Linked DNA regions of Mus musculus: all the other regions are linked to region 2. A link is a loop called in an ENCODE intact Hi-C map of the cell type or tissue named here. Cell type or tissue: left cerebral cortex. All regions are shown on one strand. Links, peaks and the distances in the headings refer to the core of each region. The heading gives the core; the rest is flanking DNA.

What was found. A loop is a pair of places that touch in the nucleus more often than their neighbours do. Peaks named below come from ENCODE experiments on the same cell type or tissue, not always from the same donor. Only the 100,000 strongest peaks of a DNase experiment are listed, where the experiment ranks them.
Region 1: it touches region 2 in a loop (8-fold over the local background); 9 of 42 quality-filtered maps call a loop at or near these places.
Region 3: it touches region 2 in a loop (3-fold over the local background); 9 of 42 quality-filtered maps call a loop at or near these places.
Region 4: a loop joins it to region 2, with 4 times the contacts of the local background. A loop is called at or near these places in 2 of 42 quality-filtered maps.
Region 5: a loop joins it to region 2, with 6 times the contacts of the local background. A loop is called at or near these places in 6 of 42 quality-filtered maps.
Region 6: a loop joins it to region 2, with 4 times the contacts of the local background. A loop is called at or near these places in 5 of 42 quality-filtered maps.
Region 7: it touches region 2 in a loop (2.9-fold over the local background); 5 of 42 quality-filtered maps call a loop at or near these places.

The regions. Positions count from the first base shown.
Region 1 is chr16:5,892,812-5,897,306 of GRCm38, reverse strand. It overlaps a transcript of Rbfox1 not described here. Among named protein-coding and RNA genes, the nearest start is that of Gm52234, 51 kb to the left of the region's middle. In left cerebral cortex, for the core only: no CTCF peak of the experiment used is centred there; no DNase peak of the experiment used is centred there.
Region 2 is chr16:6,478,580-6,483,074 of GRCm38, reverse strand. It overlaps a transcript of Rbfox1 not described here. Among named protein-coding and RNA genes, the nearest start is that of Gm36824, 370 kb to the right of the region's middle. In left cerebral cortex, for the core only: a CTCF peak has its summit at 2,529 (motif pointing right); DNase peaks (open chromatin) are centred at 2,533, 2,900, 3,058 and 3,666; H3K27ac peaks cover 1,071 bases.
Region 3 is chr16:5,879,658-5,884,152 of GRCm38, reverse strand. No RefSeq gene overlaps it. Among named protein-coding and RNA genes, the nearest start is that of Gm52234, 64 kb to the left of the region's middle. In left cerebral cortex, for the core only: a CTCF peak has its summit at 2,162 (motif pointing left); a DNase peak (open chromatin) is centred at 2,143.
Region 4 is chr16:6,346,864-6,351,358 of GRCm38, reverse strand. It overlaps a transcript of Rbfox1 not described here. Among named protein-coding and RNA genes, the nearest start is that of Gm36824, 240 kb to the right of the region's middle. In left cerebral cortex, for the core only: a CTCF peak has its summit at 2,715; DNase peaks (open chromatin) are centred at 1,115, 1,750, 2,335 and 2,553; H3K4me3 peaks cover 2,810 bases; H3K27ac peaks cover 2,348 bases.
Region 5 is chr16:5,304,978-5,309,472 of GRCm38, reverse strand. It overlaps Gm52265 (a long non-coding RNA gene), which reads left to right and starts at 2,809. Exons shown (of 3, transcript XR_003951975.1): 1 at 2,809-3,020. Gm41414 (predicted gene, 41414) reads right to left here and starts at 2,635. Exons shown (of 3, transcript NR_169081.1): 1 at 2,329-2,635. In left cerebral cortex, for the core only: a CTCF peak has its summit at 2,692 (motif pointing left); a DNase peak (open chromatin) is centred at 2,685; H3K4me3 peaks cover 748 bases; H3K27ac peaks cover 172 bases.
Region 6 is chr16:6,028,896-6,033,390 of GRCm38, reverse strand. It overlaps a transcript of Rbfox1 not described here. Among named protein-coding and RNA genes, the nearest start is that of Gm52235, 49 kb to the left of the region's middle. In left cerebral cortex, for the core only: a CTCF peak has its summit at 1,917 (motif pointing left); a DNase peak (open chromatin) is centred at 2,226; H3K27ac peaks cover 924 bases.
Region 7 is chr16:6,022,931-6,027,425 of GRCm38, reverse strand. It overlaps a transcript of Rbfox1 not described here. Among named protein-coding and RNA genes, the nearest start is that of 1700123O21Rik, 50 kb to the right of the region's middle. In left cerebral cortex, for the core only: no CTCF peak of the experiment used is centred there; no DNase peak of the experiment used is centred there.

The DNA of each region.
Region 1 (4,495 bases), core at 298-4,297, 590 kb after region 2:
TCAGGAGTTTGGTACTTAGGCTAGACTTTCTGGTTGGTGCTGCCCTCACCTACGTGTCCTCCCATCTTTGTTTCCCAATTATTGGGGTTACTGATATTCACCATGTGCCAGGCTACTGTGGACACTGTTCATTTGAACTTGGGTCCTTGACTGAACCATCTCCCTGCCTTACAGAGATTGTTTTAAAAAATGAACCATGGCATCAAAAATTTAATAAAGTAAGAGAACCAAATGTAGTTGACAGAACTCGTGCCGCTGGGCCTGTGCACTGGAGAGATCAGACTGTGAATTTAACATGAGCTTTCTTACAGGCTTTGTAAATCAGGGAACATGGTTAATGCCCCTGCTCAGAGTATCTGATAAAAACATACACAAGCATCTCTCAGTCACATAGCAGTGGGCAACATAGCCTTCAGCAGTGTCACCAGAGCACATAAGGGCAGGGAGGGTGAATTCCCCATAACCCCACTTCCTTCACGTCCTTGCTTTCTCTCCAACGGCTTTCTGTTTTACTTTTTTCTGTGTATGACATTTGGCTCTATTGGTTCCCTTACATTGAGTCTGAGTGGCATGGTCTCTGACTGAGGGTACATATGAGGTCTGCCATTTAAAACTTAGGGGTAACACTCCTTTCTTCAATGTTCCTCATCATGAATAAGAATTTTACAGGGCAAAGTGGAGGGTTCTTCATTATGCCTTGAAGAGGTTAATATTGACTTACATGTTTCCGACAGGAAATGAGTGAGTCACTCCCTCAAACCACCACCCATATGCTAACTGTCCTCAGAGTACACACATGGGTAAAGAGCTTCCCTTGATATCTGGGGACACTCTAGGGACATATGTCTTGGAGTGGCAGACAAACTAAGTCTATACTAGGGAGCAAAATGGTGGCCCAGAGAGTTACTGTAATTTTCACAGGGTTCCACAGCTGCAGAGTGGCAGAATTCGCACCCCCTTTATCCTCCCTCATCTCTGCTCCTAGTCAGTCTTTGTGCACTCTTGAAGCTTTCGCAAGTCTGAAATAACTCTATTAGCCCAGGTCTTTGCAGCAACACCTTTGGAAGCAAGGGCTTTCTTTTTCCACTCCAATCCAGCCCCAAATCCCAAAACTTTGGTAGAAGCCTCTAGCAGAGCCTTGTGGGTTTTGATTTCATTTCCTGGGATACAATCTTGGGCTAGCATGGAAGTCACTACGTAACCCAGGCTGTCCTTGGGCTACAGTCCTCTACAGTCTTCCTGAATTGGCCATCTGAGCTCTGGGGTTACAGCTATGCTCCACCAGCCAGACCTCACTGGCTGTATGTTCTCAAAATAAAGTCAGGCACATCATGAAATCGGCACAGCCTGTGCACTGTATTCACTGTCACTCCAGGAAGGTCTCCTAGCATCTGTTCCCTTACTGTTCATCCCTTACAACCACAGAAACCTGAGTCAGGGTGCTGACCATGTAAAGCCATGACCGTGAGCAGAGCGAGCATCAGAGCCTCTGAGATAGTCTAGAACTCAGCCAACAGCCCCGGAATCAAGAGAGGAACAAGCCCACTCCCAGTTCTACCAGGGCAGACAGTGCTGAGTCAGCTTCCTCCACACCCTGCTGTCACGTTTTCATAATGACTCTAATAAACAAGCATTTCTCTCTGCTGATCAATCAGAGTAGTGCATATGGCCGCTGACAGCATCCTCAGCAGGCAGAGCTCCTTGGCGAGATCCAGGCTGTCGGCTCCTTCCTTGGACATCTGCAGCAACACTGGGCTCTTCCCCTTCACCCTTAATCCATCAACTCAGTTACAAGCAGAAGAATGTAAGCCTCGTGTCTGGAACTGTTGTGAAGAGAGCTGGTCAGGTTCCAGTAAGGTCAGATTCTTCAACCTTAAGAACCCCATCCCTAGCAAACCAGGGTTGAGGAAGTAGGGGAAGCCCCACGGTTCTAGACTAGGATCCATTGCTCTACCCAGTTTCCTCCATCAAGCATGGTGGCTTTTATTCCAGTGCTTGAGGAATTGAGTCAGGAAGGATACTGGCATGAGTTTGAGGCTAGCTTATGGTGCATAGAAAGATTCTACTTCAAAAGAAAAGATAGGAAGGAAGGGAGGGAGGGAGGGAGGGAGGAAGAAACAGAGTGAAAAATTGCTGATCAAACCCTCCTTTGGGACTGGATATAGTGCTCAGAGGGTAACAGTACTTGTGCAAGCATGAGATCAGTTTGAACCTCTAGCACCCATGTCAAAAGCTAGGCATGGCTGCATGTGCTTATGATCCCAGCATTGTGGAAGCAGAGATTGCTGGGGCTCGCTGGCTGTTCAGTGAAAGACTCTATCTTAAGGAAGGAAGGAAGGAAGGAAGGAAGGAAGGAAGGAAGGAAGGAAGGAAGGAAGGAATAGATTTTCCTTTGGTCTCTATGTGAGTGTACACTTATATGCAACACATACATGCACACACACTCACATACAGGCACATACACACACATATGTGCACACACACATGCAGTCATATACACATATGCCACAAGTGCATATAGACCCAGTCATGCAACATACATACATACATAGAGCTCTATTGACACTCTGGAGTGAATGGGACCCTGACAAAGGATGTATTAGAGTTCTGACAAGGACATAGCCAAAACTGAAGACCAAGCTTTCTGTATATAATACCCCTGTCCTAAAGTCTGCAGGAAAGAGGAACAGACATCTTGAAGAAAGACAGACTCAGCAAGAGAGAGGTGAGTACTGTCAAGTCCATGCATTGTGTGACCTATGTCTCACTGGGATGTCAGAAGAAACACAGCCGCAGCTGCTGTGGGCAGTGAGGTGACACAGAAGAAGCAGCTGTGTGCACACTGCACAGTCAGTGGTCAGCCAAGTAGCTCCAGCCTCAAGCATGTGATGACGAGTGACTGCCACAGACAGATGGGGAACCCAGTATGCCCTGCACACCACACTCAGACTCTTGCAGAATGCTGCAGTGAATAGGAATGTGTGCCTGCTTCCCCTGCATGACACCGATGCTCTCAGCCTAACTTTCCAGAGCAAGCAGAACTAAGCAGCAGTACCCCTGTGTTAGTTAAGGTTTCTATTGCTGCGATGAAACACCATGAGCAAAGTAATTTGTGGAGAAAAAGGTTTTTTGGCTTAAGTTCCTATATCACTGTTCATCATTGAAGGTATTCAGGACAGAAGCTCAAACAGGACAGTAAACTAAAGGCCATATCTGATGCAGAGGCTGGGTACTGGCTTGTTCCCCATGGCTTGCTTAGCCTGATTTCTTAGAGAGCCCATGACCTGCCCAGGGATGGCATCACCCACAATGGGCTGGGCCCTCTCTTATCAATCACTAATTTAAAAATGCCCTACAAGCTTGCCTATAGCCTTATCTTGTGGAAACATTTTCTTAACTGAGGGCCCCTCCTCTTAGATGATTTCAGCTTGTGTCAAGTTTACATAAAGCTATTCAACTTAACACACAAACACATCACTATTAAGCCACAACCATCTTGTTCTTGTTCATCTCCAAGATGACACATCAATATCAAAATCACATTGTAAGACATATTACAAACTTAAAAAGTCTTACAGTCTTTACAAATGCAAAAACTTTAAAATTAAACCTTTTTTTTTAAATTCAAAGACTCTTTTAAAACCTAAAACCTCTCAAAAAATTCAGTCTCTCAACTGTGGGATCCTGTAAAATCAAAAACAAATACATCCTTACTTCAAGAGGGAAGAAGCAGGGGAACAATCGCAATCGGAACAAATCAAACCCAAACTCCAACAGTGTAAATAACTCAATGTCCAGTATCTGAGATTCACCGATGATCTTCTGGGTTCCTCCAAGGGGGCTTGCAACACTTCTCCAGCTCTGCCCTCAGTGTCACATACAGCTTGTCTTCTAGGCTCCACTCCAGTACTGCTGCTCTTCTTGATGGTTATCCATGGTGCTGAAATCCCCAAAATTGCTGGGATCCCTTGATGGAACTAGTCTGCACTTTCACCAATAGCCTCTCTGGGTTCTTTTTAGAAACTCCAGCCCTGCCACACAGTGCCAAGTCTGAATTGCTCTCCATGACCCTTTCATGCCTTCAAAACCAGTGCCACTTGGGTTAATCTTATACTATCAAGTTTGGTACAATCTTGGCCACTTCTGGAGCACAGCCTCTGTGCGCTGGCCCTGAGGAAACAGTTCCCACAAAGTTTCACCTCAGTGATGCTGGTCTCTTCTTAATCACCATTAATTTCTTAGCTCTAGCTAACCATCCTCATTTGTCCCAGTAACACAAAGGTGTCACTCAATGTTCTGGCCTCTTGTTAATCCCAGCTGAGTCTTCAGCCTTGACTAACCAGAATGACAGAATCTTAATTCAAAATAGCAAGTGGTCCTGATCTCTTTGAATTTCTGTATGAAACTTCACAAACAAGGTCTCCATCTTTTGCACTGCTCTCAACATTCTTCTCCTTCAAGCTCATACAGAACAACCCACTGAGCTTTCAACACT
Region 2 (4,495 bases), core at 342-4,341:
CTAAAGAGTTCTTTAGGTCAGAGTTTCTTGTCACAGGATGGATACAGAATGATCCTGGGTCATCTGTGAGTCTAATCCATGACTCTGAAGGGCTGGGACATGAAGTCCCCTAAGAATAAGGTCACAAGACAGTGCTACTGAAACCCCAGATACCTCACACTGTGCAGAGGAAAGGGCCTATACATGGTTGAATTATAACTCACCATATATAGACATAGATAGATATAGATACAGATGATACAGATATAATCTCCAGACTACTACATTCAATAATATCTGGTAATGGGGTATGTGCAGATGTGACTGAGCTCATGAGACAGACAGATTCTACCTTATCCATAAAGCCCCAACTCTCATACATGGAGACTTTTGATGAGAGAAGTGCCAGGCCACTCAAAGACAGGCATACACTGGAGCAGTGTTGTAGTCAGCCAAAGGACTCCTGACTCCAGAGGGAGCACAGCCTTGTTCATACCTCAGTCGCAGACTTGCAGCCTTCAGAAGAGAGACAGAATGTATTTCTGTTGATTAAAGGCACCTGTGGTCATTTGTCAAAGTAACTGTGGAGAATTAAAACTCAAATCTAAGCTGCTGACCACTAAAGAAATGTGTGGTTGAAAGATTGCAGACAGAGAGAAGATAGGCCTTCTGAGCAGGAGTTCCAGGGCCATGGCAGATGGGCATACTGAGGCCCCGTGTGCTTTCCTACCACAAATCTGAGATGCTGAACTGATGATGTCAATCATCTATTCTGGAAGTGCAACAAGAAGACAAGAGCGGGCTGCTCGCACTTGACCTGACAGCTAAGTTGGGGTCATGAACACCAGGTACAGTGTCCTCCTACTCCAGGAGGGCAGAATCCATGAAACCTTGAGTCAGTACTGGAGCTGGTTTTGTCTGCATATGCAGGTCTTTCTGATTGCCCGTGTGCTGTGCTTTCCTATTGACCTGAAAAAATAACAATTGCTCATTTAAAAACAACTCCAATGAAGGGCTTCAGATATATCCCTATTTAAAAAACCCTACCTTTGCCATGAGTAAAGCTTTCTGTATTTATGTGTGTGTGTGTGTGTGTGTGTGTGTGTGTGAGAGAGAGAGAGAGAGAGAGAGAGACGTGTATGCATAGACATACAAATATAGAACATATGAAGAGATTTGTGTGTATATGTGTGTTTATATAATGGGCCTGGGGCCATGGTAGGACTCATCTATCATTCCTGTAAGTTGGAGACAGGAGGATCATAAGTTAAAGACAAGTCTAGGTTACATGCTAATATCCTTTCTCAATAGACAGATAAATAAATGAAGCAATAAGTCAATGCATGTGAGCTTAGAAGCCAAGACAGAGAGCATCTTGGCTATTTTATGCAACTCTAATTTTGGCTTATGTTGTTTGTTGTTGTTGTTGTTGTTATTTGTTTCCATTTCCAAAGCATATTATACAAAGAAACTTAATCTGCAGTGGCCATATAGCCCAGCTCTCCCCTTTCGTAGAAGACAAAACTGAGTTTCAAGGAGGATGAAGAAGTGACCACATCCATGCAGATGGTTGCTGGTATAAGACACTCAAATTCATCAGTGTCCCTAGGTTATGTCTCAGAGCCCACAGCAGAGGATGCCATTAATATTGAGTATTTCATTCAAGGACCTAAAGTCAGTCACAGTGTGGAAAACAGCTCTTCAATTCTCATCAAGTGCGGAGCTGTGGGTGAGACTCGGGCATAGCTGAAGCCTTGAGGCCAGCACTGCATAAACCGAGTGTGAGGGAGCCCATCTGTAATTTGCAATCTGGGAGATGGAGGCAGGAGGACCAGAAGTTCAAGGTCACCCTCAGTTACAGTGACTTCAAAGCCAGCCTCAGTTTGGTACTAGAGACTCTGTCTCAAAAACCAAACAAATGGAATGAAGACTGTGAGTTCCTCCTGTGTAGACTAATGCTGACATTTTAGCTTCCGGGCTCAACAGAGGTATGAAACACCTGCAAACAGGAGATGCCTTGATGGGACATCTATCAGTCCCCTCTTGTTACCTCCTCACCTTGTTACTGTGGTATCTCAGTTCACTCCTAACAGTAGCAAATACAGATTGGTAGAAAAAATTGCATGTTGTAACTATCCTATTACTATTAGCCACCTCTTACTGTGTCTCATTTGTAGGCTAAGTAAACACAATAACCCTGAGGCTTGATATTCTTGGTATTTTAGGGCATGTCCTGCGTGTCTTGGAAGAAGACATCACCATATAGAAGAGAGGTGCTGACAAACCACTTGTTCAAGGAGGAAAGCTGGCACAACTCTGAAAATATGCCTTTCAGCTAGATGCTTTCAGAGACCGGATCCAGAAGAGCTGGTACAACTACGAAATCGCCCCTTTCAGCTAGATGCTTTAGCGTCTGAATCCACTTTTCTGAAATGTTAGGACTCAAATTAGGCCACTTATTTGAAGGCATGAAGAACATAACGTGTATTCAATGAGCCTCCCAACAAAGCTTCCCTTCACAAATTTGCTTAGCACATACAATATCACATCTGGCCAGCAGATGGCAGAAGGGAGCTTTGTAAAAACTATCAAAACCAGCAAACACCAGAAAGGACCAGATAGATCTCTGAAATCTGTAACTTCCCGAAATAACAATCTTTCTGTACCCTCAAAATTGTACTCTCCGATAACTACATGTTTTAATTGCTAAACATGATGTTCTTTCCAAAAATGAGATGGCTTAAAGACACAGTGTATTAATATGTACTTACAAAAGTTTAGCATATTAAGGGTGCCCCCTTCAAGCAATAGGTATTGTGAAAGGGGGAGCACTAGGATTTAGGTCTAAAAGGGAAGATCACTGAGAGTCTATGATTTGTGTCATGTGGCTGGGGATTTAGCATATCAACTTTGTAAAAGTCAACAGAAATGGATTCAACTGCCCACACACTGGCCTTATAAGTAGGCATAGGGATGTTAGAAGGATTTAAAGAACATATTTTTGAGAAAGGATACTTCCTTTGGAAGAAAAAGAAAAGCGGAGAAAGCCTAGGGCCACAAAGGCTTCTCACAAACAAAGCTATTCTGAAGACAAAGCAAGCAAAATGCTGCCTCTGCCTTCTCTCCACCAGGACTGCATGCAGATCTCACAGGAACCATTTGGCTTTAACCCAAGGTTTTGGTCACAGGGCTTCAGTGCTGTCAATTTCAGCTGTGTACACAAGTGTGAGCCGGGGTGGGGGTGGGGTAGAGAGAGAGGGCCTTAGCTAAGGTGGTGGCTGATGCTTAACACAATGGGTCTGATCCCTGGGAGCCAGCTGTTCCAGGCAGGAGCCCCGTGATGAAGGTGAGCTCAAACCCAGGGTCCTTTAGCAAATAAGAGCTATGCATTGGTGCCACAGCAGGGACTTAATGAGAGTGCTTTTAATTAACTGTAAAAGTAATTACCCATATTAGATGTAAATCACACTTGTTTCTACAGGAGGTGAATGATTTCAGCACAGCTTTTAAGAATACTTCTTGAAGGGCTGTTAGTTGCCAATTCTCTCCAGGAGTCCATGTGCAAAAAACATAACAGGGCCTGGGGAAGCCAGCTCTGAGATATCTCCTTTCTTCTCTGCCAGGCACTGGAATGAATGTAGCCACACCCTCACCAAGGTTGCAGGCTCCAAAGAGCACTCCAGGCACACAGCACTCTTAGTGTGGAAGCTAAGGTGTTCTGTTTTTCACTTTAGATTTTTAGCCACTGGAATGATCTCCAGTCTCCCCCCACTGAATGGAGATAATTGCATGACTCAGACAAAACAATGGGGAGGAGGCATCTGGATGATAGCCCAGCCATAGAGTGCTCGCCTCTCCTTGAGTTCAATCCCTCAGGTCCTACTTAAATGTTGGACACAGTGGTTCCTGCACACTTGTAATCACAAGGCTGAGGAAGTAAAGCAGAGACAATTGGTCAGGGGGACACACTGGCTAGCCTGTCTACCTAGTGGGTGAGACCAACGAAGGACATTGTCAAAATAACAAAGGGACAAGAAATGACTCAACAGAGAAAGACTCTTGCTGCTAAGCCTCATGAATTGAAGTAGGGCTCACACTGTAAATGGATAGAAATGACTCTAACAAGTTGTATCTCCATATATACAAGTCACACATTTCCCCATATACATACTTACACACACACACACACAGATATACACACACACACAATACACAAAGATATACACATGGATACACACACATGCACACATGCATGCATCAAACATACACACATATACATGCATACATGGACATATTTACACGCACACACATGTTTAACACATGCACACATTCATGTGTACATGCACACAGGCATATACACCTACTCACAAATACACACACAAACATGCGTGTGTGCACATACACAGGATCATATACACACTAAAGCATAGAGTGCAGGAAGAAGTCCTTGGTGGTATGTGCCTGGGGTGAGCACATTCAAGGTGATATTATCCAGAGAAGGAACTAAATCAGTAAG
Region 3 (4,495 bases), core at 372-4,371, 600 kb after region 2:
ACTTTTTTTCCTTTTCCTTCTGTTCTCCATCTTTCCCTTTTGCCTGCTCTTCCCCCCTTCCCTCTCTTTTCTTTCTTCCTCTTTCCCTCTTCTTCCTCTCTCCTTCCTTCTCCCTATTGATTCTATATTCTTTCTCTCCTTTTTTCCTCCCTTCTCTCCTCTCTTCTGCCTCTCTTCCCTAATTTCTTTCTCCCTTCTTTTTCTCCCTCCTGTCTTCCTTCTCTTTCTTTCCTCTTTTCTTTCTTCCAGATCTTCTTTCCCCTCCCCTTCCTCCCTCCTTCATTCTCTCCTTCCCTCCCTTCTCCTCCATCTGCCCTCCCCCCCTCTTCCTCCCCCCTCCCTCCCTCTCTCATTTACATTTCAAATGATTATGTTACACAAGAAAATCTTCCCTGAAGCCCGCTCTAACATTTGCTGGAGATCACCAAGTCCTCTGCCAGGATCCAGGATTCCCCTTGGCAGGTCTACCTCATTTCCCAAGGAAGGCACTGTACCACCCTGCCACTTATGGGCAGGTAGCTTAGGAAAGACCAGACTTCATCATGGGCCCCTGACCTGAGACTCTTGCTCACAGCCTGGTTTCTGGGTTGACAGCAAAGCCCATGTCCCCTGTGTTCCTTTGGATGTTCCCAGATTGAATGACCCCAGGGCCTCATCAATGACAGACTCACTAGTCTCGACATCTCTACATCACATTATTATTATTTATTATTATTATTGTTTCTACAGTTTCCTCCCACATCTAGGAAACACAATGTTCTGCTATCCACAACCATCAATTTATTAAAACCACCCAATTTGAAGTCATACTTATTTGAGAAAGTAACCTTGAAAACCCTACAATGTGGTCCCTATCTCTGGCACCAGCTATTTGCACTTTGGGTTTTGTTTGACCATGACCTTTCTCAAAACACTCTCCAATAATAATGTATTTGTATGCACACAACTGTGTTTTCCTTTCTCACAGTCTCTTATCCTCCCCAGAAAGCACAAAGAAGCCATAAATCCAGGTTAGTAACATCATAATCATCTCCCCCAGAAACTGTTTGCATCAGGAGAGTTGCTAAGTTTAAATGTAATTGTCTAGCCATACAGGGAGATGCCATGGCTTAAAAAAGAAGTATTCTCAACTTAAAGTCAAGTTATCAATAACAGGAGAAGAAATAAGTGTCAGCTAATGGTGAGTTCTGCTGAACTGCTTCTCTGTGCTCTGCTCCTGGGTTCTGAGGGGGAAGATACAGACCTAAGCACTCGAGGCAGAGACACTGGCTGTTGCTTCACTAAATGGACGATGGATGAACTAATTTATTATTGTAAATACATAATTTTACAATAATCAATAAGGTAAAAGCTACCAATCCAAAAACCAAGATCAGTTTGAATCGGTTCTGATTTAATTATTTGGGAGTAGAAATAGGTTTTTATATATCAGTATCAAAGGTCAGAGGTAACTACTGATGCCTGCCTTGCTACTAGGCTTAAAAATATTTATCAAGAGCCAGGCGTCTCACATCTGTAATCCCAGCATTAGAGAGGCAGATTCAGGGGCAGGGGCAGAAGCAGAAGCAGAAGCAGAGAAGTAGAGGCAGAGGCAATTTGAGGCCAGTCTGCTAAACACATTGAATTTCAGGCCAGTTAGGTTTATACATAAGGCTCTATATAAGGAGGGAAGGAAGGAAGGAAGGAAGGAAGGAAGGAAGGAAGGAAGGAAGGAAGGAAGGAAGGAAGGAAGGAAGGAAGGAGAGAAGAAGACAGAGACAGGAAAGAAGAGAGGGAGGGAGGGAGGGAGAAATAAAGGAGAGAGGGAAGGAGGAAAAAATGAGGAAAGGAAGGAGGAAGGGGAGGGAGAAAGGAAGGAAGGAAGGGAAGGGAAGGGAAGGAAAGGAAAGGAAAGGAAAGGAAAGGAAAGGAAAGGAAAGGAAAGGAAAGGAAAGGGGAGACAGCCACTACAATTTAAAATAGAAGTAGTGTCACTATCCCAATGGCACACTGTCATTCTACTTGTCTGGGAAGCACAGGCTGCTGCATTTTCACAATGGCCTATCCAGTTCCAGACAGAAAGTATTTTAAAAGCTCATGGGAGGTGCTGACTGGACAGCTCCTCGCACAACCTAAGGGGACAGTCCCCCAGCTAAGGTTACAAAGAACGAGGAAGCTCTAGCTCCTCCTACCGGCCATGGAAAGTACTGCCCGTTGGTATAGTAGAATCAAGGTTTCTTTCACACAAAGTTGAGACTGATAGTAATAGTAGTTCAGGAAGGTGGAAGAAGAGGGGAAGGAGGAAGAGAGAGGAGGACAGGGAGGATGTAGGAAAAAGGAAGGTGAAGGGAGGAAGAGAAGGAAGGAGGGAGTGAGAGAGAGAAAGAGACGAGGAAGGGGGAGGTGAAGAAGGGGGGGGAAGTGGGGAGGAATTTTCAGACCCACCTTTGATTAATCAAGGTTCAAATTTCATCATTTCGAATTTTACCTTTGAGTTCTTGTCCTCTTAGTCTTCCTGCTAAGGTCTGCAGTCCTGAACACCAGTTCCTAGCCTCTGGGCTACCTGGTTTTCTTTCTGGCTCTGTGACCTAGGTATGATTTTCTTTGGATGGCCTCTGCATAGCTTGGTCCTCCATCTTGGAACATCATGCAGACTCCTTCTGCCTCTTTGTATGTTCTAATCATCCATTAGGACACCGCAGTCTTCCCCTCAGAATCTCCTGCCACGTGAAGCCTTCCAACTCCTTGCAAACTCCTATTGCACCTACATTTAACTGGACCAGTTTACTGAAGATTCTGTTTTCCTCCAGGAATCAGAATGACCCACAATCCCAAAGACACAGAGAGTGAAGGACCAGATGCATGTTAAGTTCAATAAATGTTCTGCCCTTCAATAGGCTATCTTGTAACTGGGCTAACCACTGAGCCTGGGTCTCACCAGTTTGACTAGACTGGCTGGCCAGAAAGACACAGAAATCTTTTCTTCTCTTTTCTCTCTTTTCTCCCCCTCCCCCATGTCAGAATTCCAAGCATGCACCATGCCTGGATATTTCCATGAGTATTGTATGCCAAACATTTGACCTATGGAGTCATCTCCCACACTCCCTTGAAGTCATCCAATGTTCATGTTTCTCATGGGACCCCTCCTGTACATAAATTAGATACCATCTCTACTTGTAGTCTGCCAAAAGAAAAAGACACAACAAGATACCATCATAGCAGTTTTGCTGGAAATGACCAACTTAGAGTCAGGCACAATTTTCTGGGGGAGATAACTCCAAACAGACAAGATAAGCAAGAATCACATGAGGAGCTGGGTCAAGAACAATCCTACAAAAGGGAGATCTGTTCAGTAGAGAGAAGCATGCTGAGAGCAAAGGGCTGACGGTGCTAGGGAAGGCAAGGCACAAGGATGCAGGCTGGGGAGCGAGTCCTACAGTTACACTTGATTTGATCAAGGCTTTGGCTGAGCCATGCTACTTTCTCCCACCAAGACTCCCCATCACCGGGATTCCTATCTACAAGCTGTGTCCAGTGAATTCTACAGATGAGTTAGTTACTCTCAACCCTGTGAGATGTTAAGTATGGCAGAAATTTGGAATTACCTTAGGATATGAAAATGATTGGAAAAATGAATACATCCAAATAGCCAAGCATCACCCTTCTAAGGATGCTTTTCCACAAGTAGCTGTTTTGCTCAGGATTCTTTACAAGTACCTCCAGGTTCATAAAGCACAGCCTACCATCCTTATATTACATTGAGACCTGCTTTGCCTTGAGTTCTCAGACCCAGAGCTAAGCTGAAATATTTGTGTCTATCAACTAATTAACTAAGTAGAACAATCTGAGGGCCACCAGGAGATGGACTAGACCTTACATTCTCTACTCCCTGCTTCAGCCCTTAGGCACATCATAGATACTAAATAAACAGGTGTGGCTTGGTTGAACTTGCCCACTGCCTATCATGTAGCTCAGAATTCCAATGTTAATCTAGGTCTCTCTCTCTCTCTCTCTCTCTCTCTCTCTCTCTCTCTCTCTCTCTCTCTCTCTCTCTCTCTCTCTCTCTCTCCTCTCCTCTCCTCTCCTCTCCTCCTCTCTCTCCTCTCTCTCCTCTCTCTCCCCTCTCCCCTCTCCCCTTTCCCCTCTCTCTCCTCTCTCTCTCTCAGAAAATATATGTTTTCATGCTGTTTGAAAAGGTCTATGAAGTCCAGAAAAGTGGCTAATCAGGTTAAAGGTTCTTGTTGCCAAGACTAAGTTTCTGAGTTCCATCCCCAGGCCCCACAAGTGAAAGGAGAGAGCCAACTTCTATAAGATGCCCTCTAAACACACACACACACACACACACACACACACACACACACACACACACACACACACACCACTAAGTAAGTATAATTTTAATTTTTAAAGAAAATGTCTTTGAAATAGTGAACATAGGAGTTTCTCTGTCATCTCTCTGGTCTCCTCCCTTTTCCTGCCCTGGCTCTCACTACCCTAACAATGGGGAAGCACACAC
Region 4 (4,495 bases), core at 220-4,219, 130 kb after region 2:
TTAGATGAAAAAGGATTTTTTTCAATCGTATTTTCTTCTCTCAACCAAAGTCAATAAATGGGTGGAGGATTTCTGATAGTGATGAATGTCAAATATCCCATTTGTTATAAAATGTGACGATACCGTGATCATCACTGAGATGTAGGCAACTGTTCAAACATACCTTTTTCCTCACATCCCCTTTAACTTTTGCATCCTGCTCTTCCTGGAGAGAAAGGCAAGGCTCTAGAGATCAAGCTGTGGTGGGTAATAGTCAGTTAGCCCTCTGGAAGAGTGAACGAAACACATTTGACTTTTGTCATGCTCCATTGTTGTTACAGTTAAACCTGCCCTATGTCAGTGATGACAGTTACATCTATCAGGTCCAAGGGACGACAGATTAAAATGGCCCTGCAGTAAAATGCAGACAGGGAACAGAGAAAATAAAAGTTTGAATACAGAGTTACAGCTGCAAAACTACACTTATCTCAGTAAAGTTCTACATGGTAAAAAAAAAAAAAATCTTGCCAGTCACCCGGCCATCACCCCACAGTCTCTCTGTGGGGCCAGGGCCTTTTCCCAAAGTCAGGATGAGAAGAAATGAAGAGTAAAGTCTGCACATTCACTTTCTGTAGGGCCAGGATACAGGGGGTGGGGGTATCTGATGCTAAATGTCTTGCATATGAGCAAAGTGTTCCGGGGCAAAAGCAAATCAGGTTCCGAGTCTCCTTTGGGTGCTAAACATTTGTTAGGCGACGTATAGCAGAAGCAACCTGAAAGGCTGCTCAGAGAAAGGAAGTAAATAAGGGCAGAGAAATGCAAAGAACGAAATGGATGCACAAGTGAGGGCAGAGAGAAAGGAAGCCGAGGAGGGGGAGTCCCTCCTGTCTTCCAGGCCTGGACTGGAGCAATTTCTTCTTCCAAATCTTTGGCTTATTCCAGGTGAGGTCACAGGGATGGAGTGAGTGAAGGAGAACAGCAGAATCGGCTTCTTACAGGAACTTGCAAGCGCTGGGATCTCTCCACCGCCCGCTCGGTGGTGAGCAGCTGTGGCCGATATAGATGACCGACCTGAACACAACCCTCTACAAACTTAAACACTGCCTATCCCCAACATAACTCACTACCCTCCACGGATACTCTCACCCTTGGAGCCTGTGTGGGTTAAAACTATGGGAATTTCAGAAAGGCTTGGAAGCCTATGAGGCAGACCATTTGCTATGTAGCTATATAGGATAACCACACAATAATTTGTCTTACTTCCTCAAAACACACTACACTCATACCTGAAAGGCTAAAATGTAAACCCTGAGTAAATTCTGAGCTATCGCCTGATGCCGGAAGTCAACCTCTTCTGATGATATAATCATTTTACTAATGGGGTGCTGCCACAAAACTTTGGGTTCAGAATCCCTATCAAATCCCCCGAAAGTGGAAGACAGGAAAACACAGCTCTCTTGTCAAAAGAAATATTCAGAACCCTCAGTTTCGCCTATCATCTGGAAGTAATGGCTGGAGGGATGGGCTAGATAGACTCTTCACAGGTACTGTTTCTGTTCTAAGAAGCGACGTGTACAACACTGTGTGTACATGTTCCCTCATTGGCTCTCCCAGGAAAGACTGCTCTTCCGTGAGATAGCACAGCTCTGGGCTTATTTTTCCTTTTTTCAATAGAAAGCATGCGTTCAATATTGTTCGTGGAATGCCTCTTTCACTGGCATCTAGAAATCGGGAATGGTCTAAGAGCAGGATGCCAGCATGATGGGCAGGGTCGACCTGTCTCTGGCGACATGCAATGCTTCTGCACATGCACGCACAGGCGCGTGCCAACTTTCCAAACGCGCGGCCCATCTGCCCATTCACAACCCCCGCCCCATCTTCTTTGCAAAATCCAGCCCTAGCCTGCGGGTCTTGTAACACCAGTCCTTAATAAACGCTTATTCATCTCTGGGAATAAAGTTCAACAGAGCCAATGGCTATTTCCAGGGAAGTTCCCCGCGAACTTCCACTTGGTAAAAGTGAATCCATCCACCCTCTGGTCCCCCAGCCCGTCTAAGCTCCCTGGGTATTGAGGGACCCTCGGGGACCCTCGGGGAGCCCAGGGCGAATCCCAGATTGTATCCCACAGGACTCCGGAGCTGAACTTACCTACCCTGTGTAATTCACTCGCTGCAAACACATTTGCGTCCTGCCATTGCCTCTCAAGACTCCCTGAGCTCCATCCACCGCCAGGTCCGGATTCTGATCCGCGGCCCCAGAGGTGCACACGCCCGCCCGCCACCTTCTCTGAGCTAACGTTGGACAGCGGCTGGCGGCGGCTCGCCTGCCACAGGCAGCCCCGAATGTCAATTCGCACACTCCTCCCCCTGCCGCCCGCCCCCGTCCCTGCGCGCCCTCCTCCCAAGCATCCGTCCAGCGGGCTTCGGGATGCTCGGATGCTGGTGCCAGAGTTGCCTCCCCTCCCTCCCATCCAGTCTCTTGCTCCCCCTCCCACAGTGTCTCCGTGCCTCCCTCGCTCGCCTTACCTGAAGGGCATCTCCCACGACTGCAATTAGCTGCCAGGATTTCATCGCCCGCTGCAAAAGCGCCTCCTGCTCCCTCTCTTGCTACATCGCATTGGGAGAAACGCAAGGCGGGAGAAGTGCCGGGGCAGCAGCAGCAGCAGAGAATGGTACCCACGTGCTAGCAATGCCAATGATTCTAGCTCTCTCTGCTGGGCTGGCCGCGCCTTCGCCTGCCTGGGCTGTTTTGCTCCAGCCACCAGCAGGTGTTCAAGGCCTTGAACAAGCGAGAGGGCCAGAGATCCAGCAGGCACAAGAGCGAGCGCGCGGTGCAGGGAGGTAATCAAAGCTCCAGGAACACACAAAGACAAGCCTACTGCCATGCGGCGCTGACAGCGACATGACGGACAGATGAACTGGACGCCTGGTTTTTATTTTAATTTTTACCAAGTCTAGCAACTGAGGGAAGAACTGCAAGCCACCCCCTTTGCCAAGCACTTGGAAAGTGAGCAAACTGATGGCATAATCTCACCACCACCCCCCCCCCAGCACGTGTCTCTTCCCTTGTTCTTTCAAGCATTAAATATGTACCACATGACAGAATAGGGCACCTTGCACAGTCCCCAGAGTCCTCACTTGACAACCAATTTTAACTCAGGAGCAATGAGATGTCCAAGGCAGGATATCAGCGCTGGCAATTACTTACGCTACTCCCTGCATTATTCAAAATGTCCATAGCCAGTATTTATGATTTCCAATCTGCGACTTCATGGAGGAATTCCGGGAGGCTGGGAGACCCCCCTCCCTACCTCTTCATATCCCCCACGAGGTAGCTGTACTCCATTTAGGGGGTTGACTCCTTGGCATCTCAAATCTCCCAGCTCTTGTGCTAAATGAGAAAGCGCTGAACTTTGCTCTTGCTTTGAAGGGCTAGATACTTTTGGTGGAAGTTCAAAGATTGGCTTTGAAATGGATTAGCATCCAAGCAAATGTCCTTTTCCCTTCCCCAAAGCCCTCACAGATCCCTACCCCTGTCTCCGTGTCTGTGTCTCCATCTCTGTCACTGTCTATCTCTGTCTCTGTCTCTGTGTGTCTCTCTCTCTTTCTCTTTCTCTCTCTCTCTCTCTCTCTCTCTCTCTCTCTCTCTCTCTCTCTCCCTCCCTCCCTCCCTCTCTCTCTCTCTCTCTCTTTCTCTCTCTCTCTCTCTCTCTCTCTCTCTCTCTCTCGTGTGTGTGTGTGTGTGTGTGTGTGTGTGTGTGTGTGTGAGAGAGAGAGAGAGAGAGAGAGAGAGAGAATCAGGTATCAGTTACGTGTTAATGGCACATGGTCTAACTGCCACAACCAAACAAAGATCCTGTGTAGGGTCTAAACCTTCATTCATGGAAGCAGGGCTTTTGAATGTAAAGCAATTAATGTTCTTATTTTCTCTCTTTCTAATAGTGGGAACTGCAGTATACATTCATGAGAATGCCCTTGCTTTTTCAAGTGTATATGAGTTGGATGTAATCATTCTACGCATACAATTTACCTGTAAAAATGAGTGAGTGAGTGTGTGTGTGTGTGTGTACACATATATATTCTGTCCTACCTTTGGTGAAGAGTAAAGTTTTTACTGCCTTGCCATACTATCTTATTTAAAACTGGAAGACCCAACACACAGAAAATGGCAGTTTTCTATACTGGTAAGCAAATTTAAAACTTGATAAATCTCTCTAGTATTTATTTTCACATTTATTGCAGCTCCGCACCAAGGCCATTTTCGAGGGTTTTTCCAGAATGTGCCAAGGTCTTACATAACCATCACCCGTCTCTCTCACCTCAGGAAGTCAATGATTTTCTCCTTCCATTTGAAGTGTGTTTTGATACCGCTTTAAGATAATGCTTTCAGTTCGTTTGTGGAGTTAATCATGTTAATCTTAGTTTAATATGTCTTTCCTGGGAACAGTGACATTTAAAGGAGGGGGGAAAAAAGAAGAAATCGAGTGAAAATGGATACCCAAGGATAACCTGGGACA
Region 5 (4,495 bases), core at 264-4,263, 1.2 Mb after region 2:
CACCCCATAAACAAAAGTACAGGCAGGAAGCCACTCAGAGGAACAGCCAGTCACAGGGAAGCCTCCTCCACCAGATCGTCAGGAGATGAGAAGGGACGTTTTATCCTTCAAAAAAAAAAAGATGTCTGGACATAGCCTGATGGCCCAGCAGCTTATACAGAGAAAAGTCCACAGTGACCTGTCACTAAAGAACAAGGAGGGTTGTGACACTCTCAACAAGCTAAAGAGTCACTAAGACAAAACCCCAGGAAGGGTGCTGCTCTCTGCTTGACCCATTCTCTCAGAGCCATGGGTGGAGACGGGGACTCAGCTGCCCCAGGAAGGGGCCATGTCTCTTCAGCACCCCCTCACTCTCTGCTTCCCATCCTCTATGCCTTCACACACACACACACACACACACACACACACACACACACACACACACACCTGCCCCAGCCTGCAAACAGTCCCTGGATGATCAGACGACGATGCAAACTTGGAAAAGGAGTTTGGCAGGCGTTATAGGCCACCCTAGGCCCTGGGTAATCTTTAAACTAAAGACAGGAGAGTTGCCCAGGGGGCCACAGAACCCCTAAAAAAGAAACTTATGACCAGGCCTGGAGGAAATAATTTCTGTCTAGTTCCTGCATTTCCCTTCAAACCTATACCATAGGGTTCCTGCCACCCACCACCACACTCCTTGCCAAAGGCTCAGTGGGATTTCTGTCTTAGCAAATTTCTCTCAATTACACAGAATTCTTTTAATAATTTTCTTTTCAGAAAGCACTCAGTGGGGACATGCTGATGCCCCACTAAGAGCTAGTTCCTTAGGGTTAATTCTGGCACTAAATCACATTATTGAGCACACAGTATACCAGAGCCACTCAAAGTGTTTCTTCCAAACAAGTCTTACTTAATCTTGGGAATAAGACCACCATGAAACTGGGTCTATTGACACATCCGTCTTGCCATCAAGATGCTACAGCTCAGAGAGGTTATTTGATTTGCCCAAGGACACACAGCTAAGGACAGGCAGAATATGCACTCAACCTTGACAGCTAGGCATTCAACTGCCCTGGGTCACTTCCACTGATGCTAGAATCCCATTCTTCAGCAGAGTCCTGTCTCTGAGCAGGAAATGAAGGGGGGAAAGGGAAGTTCCAAGCCACCAAAGTTTCATGACACTGCACTGCCACTCTGCCTGGAACCAGGCACTTCCTCCCAGTCCCTTCTAGGCCTTTCCACCATGTGGCTAAGGAAACTGTCCACGAGTATCATCTTCCACTGGGATCTCAGAGGCTGTTCACCTGGCCCCAATGGGTTTGTAGCCCTCTTCAGAATGCAGTAGCATCCATAGGGACATGAGTATTAATACAAGAGCCAGCCTATGCAGGACCACTGAGCTTCAAGGTGGCCAGCTGCCACCCAAATGACTCAGGAGGAAGGGACCACTCCCTCAAGACTCATCAGCAAGTCGTCAGATTGATAAGACAAGCCCAGCCCAGCAAGCATGGGGGAAGCAAAGGATTCAACCCCACTAATCATTCAAAACAGCCAAGGTGGCAGCCTCGGCAAGGACAGCAAGTGCCTCCCAGCACAAGGCCTGCCGAATCACACCTGGGAGAGAGTCCCGAGAACGAGCTGAATCTCCGGGGCCCAAATGGTCTCCATCCCAGTCATGCCCCAAGAAGCACCATACACAGACGCAACATTTACCCTTGGCTGCCAGGGACAGAGCCTGGTAGAAGTGCCAACGGATTCCAAGAACTTTGCCTGGCTGTCCCTGTCTGTGAGGCTAAGGAGCAGAATTTGGGGACTAGGGTGGAAGCCATGTGCCTCTGGTCTACACTTCCCAGACCATGTGGAAGGGACAGGAAGGTGAGGGCCTGGTGACTAGAGCACACTAACTGCGGTCCCAGGCTGAACTCCGCCGCAGGACATGATGAGCCCTGTTGTCCCAGAGACCCTCCCAAGGGGACAGTTTTACACAAACAGTGATGTCCCAAAAAGGGACCCTGACAGCCCTGGCCAAAATGGGGGTGCTAGCTTAGAGCTGCTTAAAGCAACCCACATCCTTCTCCTTTCGGGGGGGCCTCCCCTTAGGCAAGCCACAGAGTCCAACTGGGACTGCTCCCCACCAGCCACACCTTGTGAGCTTATTAGGAAATCAACAGCACATAAGCACAGTTCTTGTCACCAAGCATCCAAGATCCCCGGTCGGTCCCTCCAAGCAAGCACAATGCGCCTGCAGGAGTTGCTGCCCAGTTACCAACTTCACCCAGGCGATGGTCAAGCATCCCTAGACCACCACAGCCCTGACCCACGTCCCAGCTGCCCGGGCTTACTTACACTTCTGCCTTCGCCACCTGTGTGGGTGTCGAGCTCGTCCTGGGCTGGACGCGGTGTCGTGGCTCCGTCCTGGGGCTCGCTTCCCGCTCGCAGCCCCAGCCTCAACCTCTTCTGCTCCGGAGCGTCGTCCTCCCTCCTCTGCCGGCCCTCCCTGCCTCCTCTCAGCTTGTCTGCATCTTCAGGGCTGCCTGGGGGGCTGGCCATGGCTCTAGGTGGGGGCTCTCGATGCCTGATCTTGGGGATGAGGAAAGAAGCAGGCGCCTCCCGCTGCAAGCCGCCTCGCGGTGGCAGTGGGGTTTCTGCGCTCGGACTCCGGGTCCGCGCCGGGCAGCTCTGTACAACTCTGCTGGCTCGCCACCGCCCTCTGCTGGCCGTAATGGGCACTGCGGGTGACGGGTCAATCCTGGGCGCCCACTAGAGCAAGTACCTAATGGACAGCCATTGAGGCAAAGCCATGTCTCCAGCCAGGTCTCACCCCATGCCCTAGGAAGGAAAGTAGAGGAGAGACTCCCAAAGAGTTTGGGAGAGGATGGACAGCGCAGTCACCCTTATCTTTGGCTCTGTATTTGGAATGGTTTGGAGCAGCCTAGAAAACGACATGGAGAACTCTCAAGAAGAACGTGTTCTGAGCAAAGGCTGGGTCTATCCACCTACACTGGGGGATGCGAAGCAAAGAAGCTGGAGGTCAACAGGTACACTCCCTTTCCTGTTTTCTGTCTTTCCCTCATTTAGTTGTTCTTATTGTTTGTTTGGGGTGTTGTTGTTTTTCCTGAGACAGGGTCTCCCTATGTACACCAGGCTGGCCTCAGTCTCTGAGATGTGGCTCTGCCTCTTGACCACTACTGGCTCTTTATATTTTAGTCATAATTTGGCTTACTTATTCATGTGCGTGTGCGTGTGCGTGTGTGTGTGTGTGTGTGTGTGTGTGTGTGTCTGTGTGTGTCTGTGTCTGTGTCTGTGTGTGTGTGTCTGTGTGTGTCTATGTCCCTGTGTGCACGCATGCGCATGAATATGTGTGCAACACCCACGCAGCCTGATGTGTGAGAGATTTGGGAAACAGCTTCATACAGGGCTGTGGAGCAGATAGATAATTATACCAGGAGGTCCCAGAGAAAGATAATGTTTTGGGCTCAGAAGCTCCCATAGAAGACTCCAGCCAAGTCTTTCTCAGGACTGTTACATTGAAATGTAAAATGTACATATACTCACACACACACACACACACACACACACACACACACACAAAGACTTGGTCTTCAGAAAGCGGGCTGTTTGGGAGACTATTAACCTTGTAGAAATGGGATCTAGCTAGAGGAAGTAATTCTCTGGGATTCCAACCTGAACCCTCTGCCTCCTGACCTGCACACATGTGATCGAGCAGTGCTGAGCTGCCTGCTGCCACAGAGCTGCCTGCCGCCATGCCTTCTCTGTTGTAATGGGTGGGAGCTTCAAACTGTGAGCCAAAATAAGGCTCTCCTCCAGAAAGTTGCTTCAGGGAAATACTTAATCACAAGGAAAAAAAAAAACCCTCTAGGCCTTCAGACTCACCATCTCAAGAGTATAGGTTCTATCTTTTCTAGAATGTTCTCAGTAGTTCATAGTGTGAAAGAGATGAACATGAGTTCTCATGGGCAATGGGACAAAATACACAATGGTTTCAGTTATATGTGCAAAGCTCCACTCTCTGAGAGGGAACTGGGATTCTATACTTGATTGTGTGTGTGTGTGTGTGTGTGTGTGTGTGTGTGTGTGTGTGTATGCGTGTGTATGTACATGCATATGTGGGTACACATGATACATATGGTCAGTGTTGAGTATCTTCTTCAGTTCTTCCCCATCTTAATGTCTGAAACAAGGTCTCTCACTGAACCTGACAGTTACTGGTTTGCCTAGGCTGGCTGGCCAGCAAGCCCCAGGAATCCCTCTGTCTCTGCCTCCCCAATTCAGGCATTACAGACATATACCCCTGCATTCAACTTTTATGGAATGCTGGGGATTGAAGTCAGGTCCTCTTGCTTATAGAACAAGCACTTTACTGAATGAGCCAGCTCCCCAGTTCCCTGCATCCACACTTATAAGGGTGTCCATGACCCCCAAAAGACAAGAACCAACTTGTATACATATCCCAATATTTAATGTTTGGTTTATTGGAAATGATGGAGAAGAG
Region 6 (4,495 bases), core at 209-4,208, 450 kb after region 2:
CCTGCAACAGCAAGGTAGCCCAACCCACTATAAAAGGGGCTGCCTCTGTCTCTTTGTCTCTCTGTCTCTTTCTGACTCTCTGTCTCTCTCTCTGTGTCTCTCTGTCTCTCTCTGTCTCTCTCTGTCTCTCTGTGTCTCTCTGTGTCTCTGTCTCTCTCTGTCTCTCTCTCTCTCTCTCTGTCTCTCTCTCTCTCTCTGCTTTTTACAATAAAGGTCTAAAACCATGGACTGCTTCATTTCATCTAGACTCGCCATACTGGAGCCTTCCCCTAAAGAGCTAAGTCTAATCTCCTGCAGGAAGGCCTCCCAGCATTTCCAGCCACCAGACTGGACCAAAGACTCTCACCAGTGCGGGAACCACCCAGCACCATTCCCCCTGCCTCTTCTCCCTTCAGGTTCCTGGGCTGACTGAGCTGCTCCCGGGTCCCCCATTTTGTTCTAAGCTCTTCTGCAATGTCTGGGATGTCTGAGACCCAGAAACCCCAGAATCGACTCTCCTGCAGTATCCAGCAGTCTGTGGTGAGAGTCGGAGAGTTGGAGCCTTCCCTAGAGTCAGGGCCAAGACTGCTCCTTCCACAACCCCCCCCCCCACACACACACACCCAGCGGGGTCGAGCAGCCTAATACAGCCTGATGCCTGTCCTATGGCAGTTCCGTCAGGTCCCATGGCAGACTCTCATGTCCACCCGTCCAGTCTTTCTGAGCTCTGTCGGGACATGGGACATCTCTCCCCCCACTCCCCTTTATTTCCCCATGGTCCAACACCCAACAGTCCATAACCAATATCCATTCATCAGAGGGCTAAGCCTGCTTCAGAGGAAAAGCCTGAAGCACGGGCACAGCAAATATGTAAAGGGGAACTGCAGACAGTAGCCTCTCAGAAAGGGGAGGGAATCAAGCCACCAAAATACCTATTTTCAAGAAAATTCTTACATGGTACACAACTAGCAGGATCAGCTTTGAATAGGTGATAGAACATACAACTCCTGTATCCCTGTATGGCAATTGCTCTAAGGGTCCCTCGGGAGACCTAAATTCCTAGACTTCCTATGGACTCTCACCTTCTGCGTTAAGATGTGCTTCTTCTATCATCAACAGCATCCACACATCTGCCAAGCTGGTGTCCAGCCAGCTGTAGGGCGATACACTCATATTGCTTCCATCCTCCTCAGTGCAGGCATTCTCTAGGAAACTCTTCATTTAGTGTTTTGTTCTTTCTATGGGAGGACCATTAACTCTATGCACAGAGGGCTACTGAGGACAGGAATGCAGATGTGTACCTATTTCTCCTTTTCTCATAAGGTAAAACTGAGCGGCTGCTGCTAAGGAGATCAGTTAAGGTTAGTTTGGGGGCTTACATAAGAAAGCACCGGTGTAGCAAGGGTTGGGGCTACATAAGAAGCAAGATCTGATAACCTTATATCACTCTGGCCTAGTGATTCGGTGACAGGACCCCAAACAAGGGAAGTTGAAATAAGTGTCATATACTGATGTTAAATACTTGTTGGGGAGGCTGAGGTATCACTCAGAGGTCCAGCTCCCACTTAGCATGAGCCTGGCTCAGGGAAAGATCCTTAACCTTGCTGATAATAAAAGGCCTCTCCTTCAGCAAGCCATCAGTGAGGAGAATTCTAAATATCTCTGGAAAACAGCAAACAAAGCGGAGTCCAGATACAGGCAGCAGATGCTAACAAGACTGAGTGACCTTCGTCATTAAAGACAAGGTCACAGCCAGGCTGCTCTGCAGACTTTAATGACCCTCAACAAACAATCATGGCAGTTTCCTTTCTATTTGTAAATGGTGATCATCATCTTTAGAGGGTAAAAACTAAGATCTGTTTTCATGTCTTGATACCAGTGTGAATTTAAGGTTATAAAATGTTAAAATCACAAAGTATCCAAAATGCTAAATGGCTCCATCTTCAGGATAAATGCATAAAGACTTTTATTTGTAAAGACATTTCTCCTCCTCCTCCTCTTCCTCCTCCTCCTCCTCCTTCTATTTTTATTTTTGTTCTGATTCTTACCTAAATTCAGGATCTATTTCAAGTCCTGCCTGAATTAGATAGATGTGGCTGTGGTCATGAATTTCCACGTAGCCCCAGCCACCAGATTTGAAGAATAGATGACACCTGTGAACAGTGTCCACAACGGTGAGTCTGGGCTTCTGGAGATACTTTCAGGTGGGTATCCTCATGAGGCAAAGTCTCATGACAGGCAACAGCAGCCCAGGATGGAAAGGAAGCTCCTATCCAAAGACATCTATCCACTCCCTTCACACACACATCACACCCTCTCCTTCTAGCATCCTTATATTTTACTGAGGTAACAGTCACAGGCACGAGTCTCAGCTTCTACTTTGTATAGAAAGAGAAACAAAATCTGCAATGGCTCTCCACCATTATGTTTTGTAATACAGTCCTTGAATCGATATGGAAATTACTATGCATGTCTCTTCAGGTGGTGTTTAAAGAAGAATAAAAAGAAAACCACGGGGACTGTGGAGATGGCTCAGTTGTAAAAGTACATGCTCTTGGGACCCTAATGCTAAAAAAACAGAGCCAGGTAGGTCCGAGGGCTCATGAACAACCAGTCTAGGTGAATTGCTAAACTCCAGGTACACAGAGAGATCCTGTCTCGAAAAAGAATATGATGGAAAGTAATTGAGAACAACACTTGACATTAACTTCTGCTCTCCCTACACACTAGAGCACATGTGTCTACTACACACATAAACACATGCACATGTGCACACACATAGGCACACATATGCACCCACATACAGACACATACATGAACACAAATAAAAACCATCCCCTTGATTCCAAATTCACAAACTAATAGACAGACTGATATGAAAAATACCAACAAAAGATAATCTGAGATGTAGGTAACGAGCAGAGGAGGGCTGTAGATTTGAGTGAGAGCAACTGGATGAGATTGATGACCAAATACAGGGAGAAAGCGTTATTCTGGTTTTAAAAATTACACAACTTGGGTCTGGGGCTGTAGGTGAGCTGCTAGAGTGCTTTATTGGTAAACACAAAAGTCCTGGAATCATCCCAGCTTTGCTCAGACTGATTATAGGCCTGTAGACTGGGCACTTGTAAGGAAGAAGCAGGAGGATCAAAAATTCAAGGAGATCTTTAGCCACGCATCTAATTCAAGTGCAGCCGGTACCGTATGAGACACTAACTCATAAGAAAAGGAAAGGAAAAAGAGAAAAAGGAGGAGAAGAAAAAAGATGCAGCAGGAGGAGCAGGAGAAAGAAGAGGAGCAGAAGGAAGAAGAGGAGGAGGGGCAGGAGGAAGAGAAGAAGGAGCAGGAGCAGGAGGAGGAAAAGGAGGGACAAGGAGGAAGAGGAGCTAGAGGAGGCGCAAGAGGAGGAGCAGGAGGAAGAGGCAGAGCAGGAGAAGGAACGAGAGGGAAGGGAGCTGGAGGAGGAAGAGGAGGAGGAAGAGGAGGAGGAGAAGGAGGAGGAGAAGGAGGAGAAGGAAGAGGAGAAGAAGGAGGAGGAAGAGGAGGAGAAGGAGGAGAGGGAGAAGGAGGAGGAGGAGCAGGAGGAGGAGGGATAGGAAAAACATGAGGAAGAGGAGACACAATACAATCATTTCTTAGGAAAACAAGAAAGGCTGAAATTCCATTATCTACTTTCTCTATCTACTTTTTCTATCAAGAAAGAAAATCTGCACTAGGTAAAATCTTTAAATAATCTGGAATTCTCCAAAATGTCCAGATCATTCCAGACATTGTATCATTTTCAACTACTGAGATAAGCAGGTGGGAACAAAGAGAAGCTGGTGCCTCCACACACACTGGAAAATTACCACCATTTCTTCAACATTAGCCAAATAAAACCATATGCACCGATCACTAGGGACACCGCAGCAGAGAAAATGCCCATGTTTCTTATTCCCATGCCAGTGACTGCCAGTGAGATTGCTGCTGGGAACAGCTTCACACGTAAGCAGGGGCTACCAAGGTGTGAACAGGAGTCAGCTTACAGGACTCTATGCCTTGTTCATTAAGAAAATTAAATACATGTTTATCTGGTTCCAACTCATCATCCATGTAATATCTAGGACAAATTGCAAACAGAAAAAATGATCTAAGAATTGTCACGAGCAAACATTAACAATGCTGCTGGTGCTGCTGACACTGTCACCATGACTGACAGACACTCGCTGTGCATACGCCATGGCTAGATGGCTGGCTTCTGCTCTAAGTACCCGGCACTGCTGAATTTCTCACAAGATTCTCTGAGGTTAGAGACCATGATTACTCTTGCAGGATTCACAAACAGGAGAACAGCTGGAAATCTGAGCAGGATTTTGTGTGCAAGGAAATATGTGAGAGCATGTGCATGTATGTGGAGACCCAGGGTTAGTCTCAGACTGCATTCATCAGCTTGTTTGCTGAAATAGGTTTTCTCTTGCTTGGCGCTCACTAGGCTATGCTACATTATCTACCCAGGGATCCTACTGCCTCTACCTAG
Region 7 (4,495 bases), core at 234-4,233, 460 kb after region 2:
GCAGACATTCAACAGATCCAGGAGAGAAAGGGCAAGAGGCAGCAGATAGGCAAATCGAAGGAGAAGCTCAGCCACTTGTCATTCCAGTCCTCAAGGCAGGAGGGAGCTAGAAGACAGAAGAGATGTGGTGAAAAAAATGGGGGAAGCAAAAAGAAGGAAGGAAGGGAGGGAGGGAAGGAGGGAGGGAGGGAGGGAGGGAGGGAGGGAGGGAGGGAGGGAGGGAGGGAGGGAGGGAGGGAAAAGAAAATAAGAGAGAAGGAAAGAAGTCAGGGAGGGATGAAGGTACAAAGAAAGAAAGAGAGAAGGAAGTGGGGGAGGAATAGAGAACATGAAGGCAGGGTGAAGACAGAGAAAGACTAGAAGAAGGAAGGAACCCAGCAGTCATCCATGGAAGCCCTCTGCCTGCATTATCTCGGGAGTTCCTAAAGCATGGGAACCTCTGGGCAGCACTGAGTGAGAGAGTCAGTGGCCAGAACAGGGAAGAACTTCCCTTGGAGTCTTAATTTATAAAAGGCCCTGTGAGGGGTAGAGGTGGGAGCCTTGTTGTCTCCAAGCCTCTTTCCCCTTAAGAGGGTTTGGGAGGCACAGGAGTAGCAGTGAGACTGCACTAGCAAAGCAGGGTGGGTGGTGCTTGGAGCACTGGCTTCTGTGTTTGATCCCCCTGAGCAGACAGACTGTGCCTGTACATTGTGTATCCTGTTAGCCAGGATCTGGTCCATGTTCCAGGAATCCTGCAGTGCACCCCAGAAGCCATGTATCTATCCACAAGGTCATTTCTCTGATAAATACTTGAGAAAATGTTTGCCTTCTGTCAAGCATACTCCTGGGTGTTGGGGATTCACAGTTATAATAAGGTAGTGTTCACCTCCATTCACACCCAAATATGTTCATGTCCAAAGCTACAGAACCCGTAAGTTTGTTGTGCTCAGCGGCAAGATCTTAGGTTCAGGTAATCCAAGGGAACACAGTGTGACTAGATGGATCCTATGACATGGAAGGCCTTTCTGGGCTGGAGTCAGAGAGACTCATGAGCACTGAAGGCACTGAGACACGCTGAGTTCGTGACTTGGAAGAAGATGCAGTCATAAGTCAAGGAATGCTGGAAGCCCACAGAAGCTTGAGATGTAAGAAAGCATGTCCCCATTTGGGCTCCACGGAAAGTAACTAAGGTCCACTAATGCCATGCCACTAACCAGGGGCAGCAGAATTCCAGGGACTTCGGACTCCCCAAAGCAAAAGATTAAAAAAAAAATTATGTTGTTCTAGTCACTCACTTTTCCCAGCAATTTATTGTAGCAGCAATAGGAAGTTACTCAGGGGTTGGAAAGATGGCTCAGTTGCTTAAGTGTTTGGTATGCAACATGAAGACCTGTGATCTCAAGAATGGGAAAATGGGGTACTTATTTGTCACCCCAGCTTGGAGGAAACAAAGACAGCTGGATCTCTGGGGCCCACTGGCCATCCATCCTCGCTTAATGGGACAGTTAAATGGCAGTGGACAGACTCTGTCTCAAAATATGAAGGCAGTCAGCACCTGAGAAATAACACACACACACACACACACAGAGACATACAGACACACACACACACACACAAAGAGGAAATGAGGACAGATTGGAAGTCAGGGACACAGGGTTGGGGGCAAATTTCTGAAGTCAAACCTCTACCTTTCCCCCATTTCATTTCATTCCCATTTCATTATTTCATTCACACCTGGAGTTGGCTCACTGAGAATCCAGAAGGCCTACACTGGTCTCCCTGGATCTTTCACTGGCTTGGATTATGCTTGCTAAGGAAGCTAGGCTGGCTGGCTTGGGAAGCCCAGGACTCCATCTGTCTGTCTACTCAGATCCTGGATATAAGTGTGTGTCACAATATCTAATTTTTTAAAAGATGTTTACTTATTCATGTACATGGTTGTGTGTATGTGTGGGCTTGCAGGTGCCAAGGCACACACACGGAGGTTAGAGGGCAATGAAAACTTCCATGCATCTTCTCTTTCCTTCCATCACCAGGGATAACCTCAGACCATCCTGTGTGGTTCTGCTTCTAAGCCACTTCCCTGGCCTCCTGACTGGCTTTTTTTTTGCTGGGTTCTGAGGATCAAACTCAGTTCCTCCTGCTTAAAGCTCTTTACTGACTAGTCACAGGAATAGGAGAAGTCACATCACTTCCACGATGTCACTGGCACACTATCCCACCAAAGTCAGCATGAATTTGGTTCCTGGACAGCTACAGTGACCAGCCACAGAGCCAGGATTACCATGAGGGATTCACTAAAGTCAGGAAGCACCCCACATAATGGAGAACTAGAAATAATGGGAAGGCCCCAAAAAAATAGGAGATACTTTAAATGAACTACAACTGAACACATTCATGACTAGTGTACTGGCATGGGCTATCTTTTCAACGTATGTCCTCAGGGTGGTTAGGAAGCACACAGAATTGTCTCTCCCGATGTCATGTATGGTACATGCATACTGAGACAGAGCTGGGAGGGAGGGAAAACCAGAGACCCACAAAGTGGGGTCTGAGAATTCACAGCACCACCCTGCCAATGTTTGCTGGCATTTGTTATATCTTTTGGCTTTGATGTATAATTAATCATCAAATGTTCATTTCACACCAGCGATGCATAAGGACGCATGCAAGGGCTCAGAGGAGAAAAGGAACCTGGAGTTCTGAGTGGCTTTATTAATTCCTTCACTCCGCAGCTGTTTATAGCAGATTGAATACTTGTGCAGCACTCTCTCAGACTCTGGAGACCCCTGAAGAGTGAGCTATACATGCCCCAGTCTCCAGGGCCTACACCAAAAAGAAAATTTGGTAAAAAAAAAAAAAAAGGCAAACAAGCAACACCTATTTCCAAGTCTCTCTTGTAATCTGGATTATGACCTCCTAACATCGAAGACTCCCAAGGAGATTTTAGTAAACTACTGTATAAGAGTCCAGGGACAGAGCACACCTAAATTCTTGCTCCCCAAAGGATTTTTAGCAAACTCCTATACTTCCCCAGTCACCCAGGAACACAGCATCTCTAAACTCTTATTTTTAAAGTTCAAACTTTCATGCTGTCTTCTCTACCCACATCCTTCACTGTTCATTAAGAAGATGCCATTGCGTTGGATTCAAACATGTAGGGTAGAATCTTCTAACCTCCTAGAGGTCCTATGTTCAAACTGTGTCTAGCAAACTGCCTGGCAGTGGCTGAAGGTCAGCTTCCATGATTACAAAACAGCTCAAGATCAGTGGCTCTGGCATTGCTAATCTGCCTCAAGTAACAGCCTGAGCAGCTTGCCTCTGATCACACATGGGGCTGAATGAATGGATGCCCATGGCTTACCAGAGACCTATTAGGGGTACAGTGGCCTTCTCAGCTTTCCTTGGGTGTGTTTTCAAGGCTGTGTCCATGCTGTAGCAGGCAGCACTCTTTCTCCTCAGCTGACACCAGCCATCTGCCCTTTACTAAAATCATCAAAGTCATTGGGATGAAGAGAGATCCTGTGGCTAACAGACCAGAAAAAGTTACAGAAATGACAGGGCCCTTGACAATGCAGCATTATCTGAGCCAAGGCTCTTTCACAGTGGTCTCGCTCCTGTGTGGGAGCATCAAAAGATTGGTTTTAGATGATCATTTAGGGACCCTTCCCTTCAATAGCACTGGGGAAGGGGCCTTCATGGTTAACCTTTTAGGCATCTCAGATACCTCTGCCACATGATGTTGGAAATAATAATGGAGGCCAGAAAGATGTCTCAGTGCAGGGTTGGTCATGTACATGGGTACAATGGGCACAATGATCACTTTACAGGCATGAGGATCAGAAGAGGCATCACCAGCACCACATCAGAGCCCTGTTGTGGTAGTAAGCATCTCTAATCTCAGCACTGGGAAGAGGGAGAAGGCAGAGACAGATGCATCCTGGAGACTTGCAGGTCAGCCTGTGTATCCAAAAGAGAACTCCAGTGTTGGTGATGGAGCTGTGTCTAAAAATATAAATAAATAAAAATGGAAGAAAAGCAAAGTAAGACACTGGACACAGACCTCTGGGCTTCACAACACTCATGATACTAAATGGAAGATTCCAGAGGTGAACTATTCGTAAGCACTACACACCACTGTGTATGATGAGGTGTTACTCACTGCTGCCCCACCCACCTAGGACCTGGACCATCCTTGACCAGTGTATTCATGCTCTGTACACTAATCATCCACTAACTACATACAACCTACCTGCCAGTGTATATGCTACCTACCCACCAGTGTATGGACCAACATAGATCACCTACTCACATGTGTATAGACTTGCCAGTGTACATGCCACCAAACTGCTAGTATATAGACTACGTACCTGCCAGTGTATATGCCATCTACTTGCCAGTGTATCTGCCATTTACCCACCAGTGCATATGCCACCTACTCTCCAGTGTATAGGCCACCTACCTGCCAGTGTATATGCTATCACTCACCAAGTCACCCCCAGTTATCAGATAGACC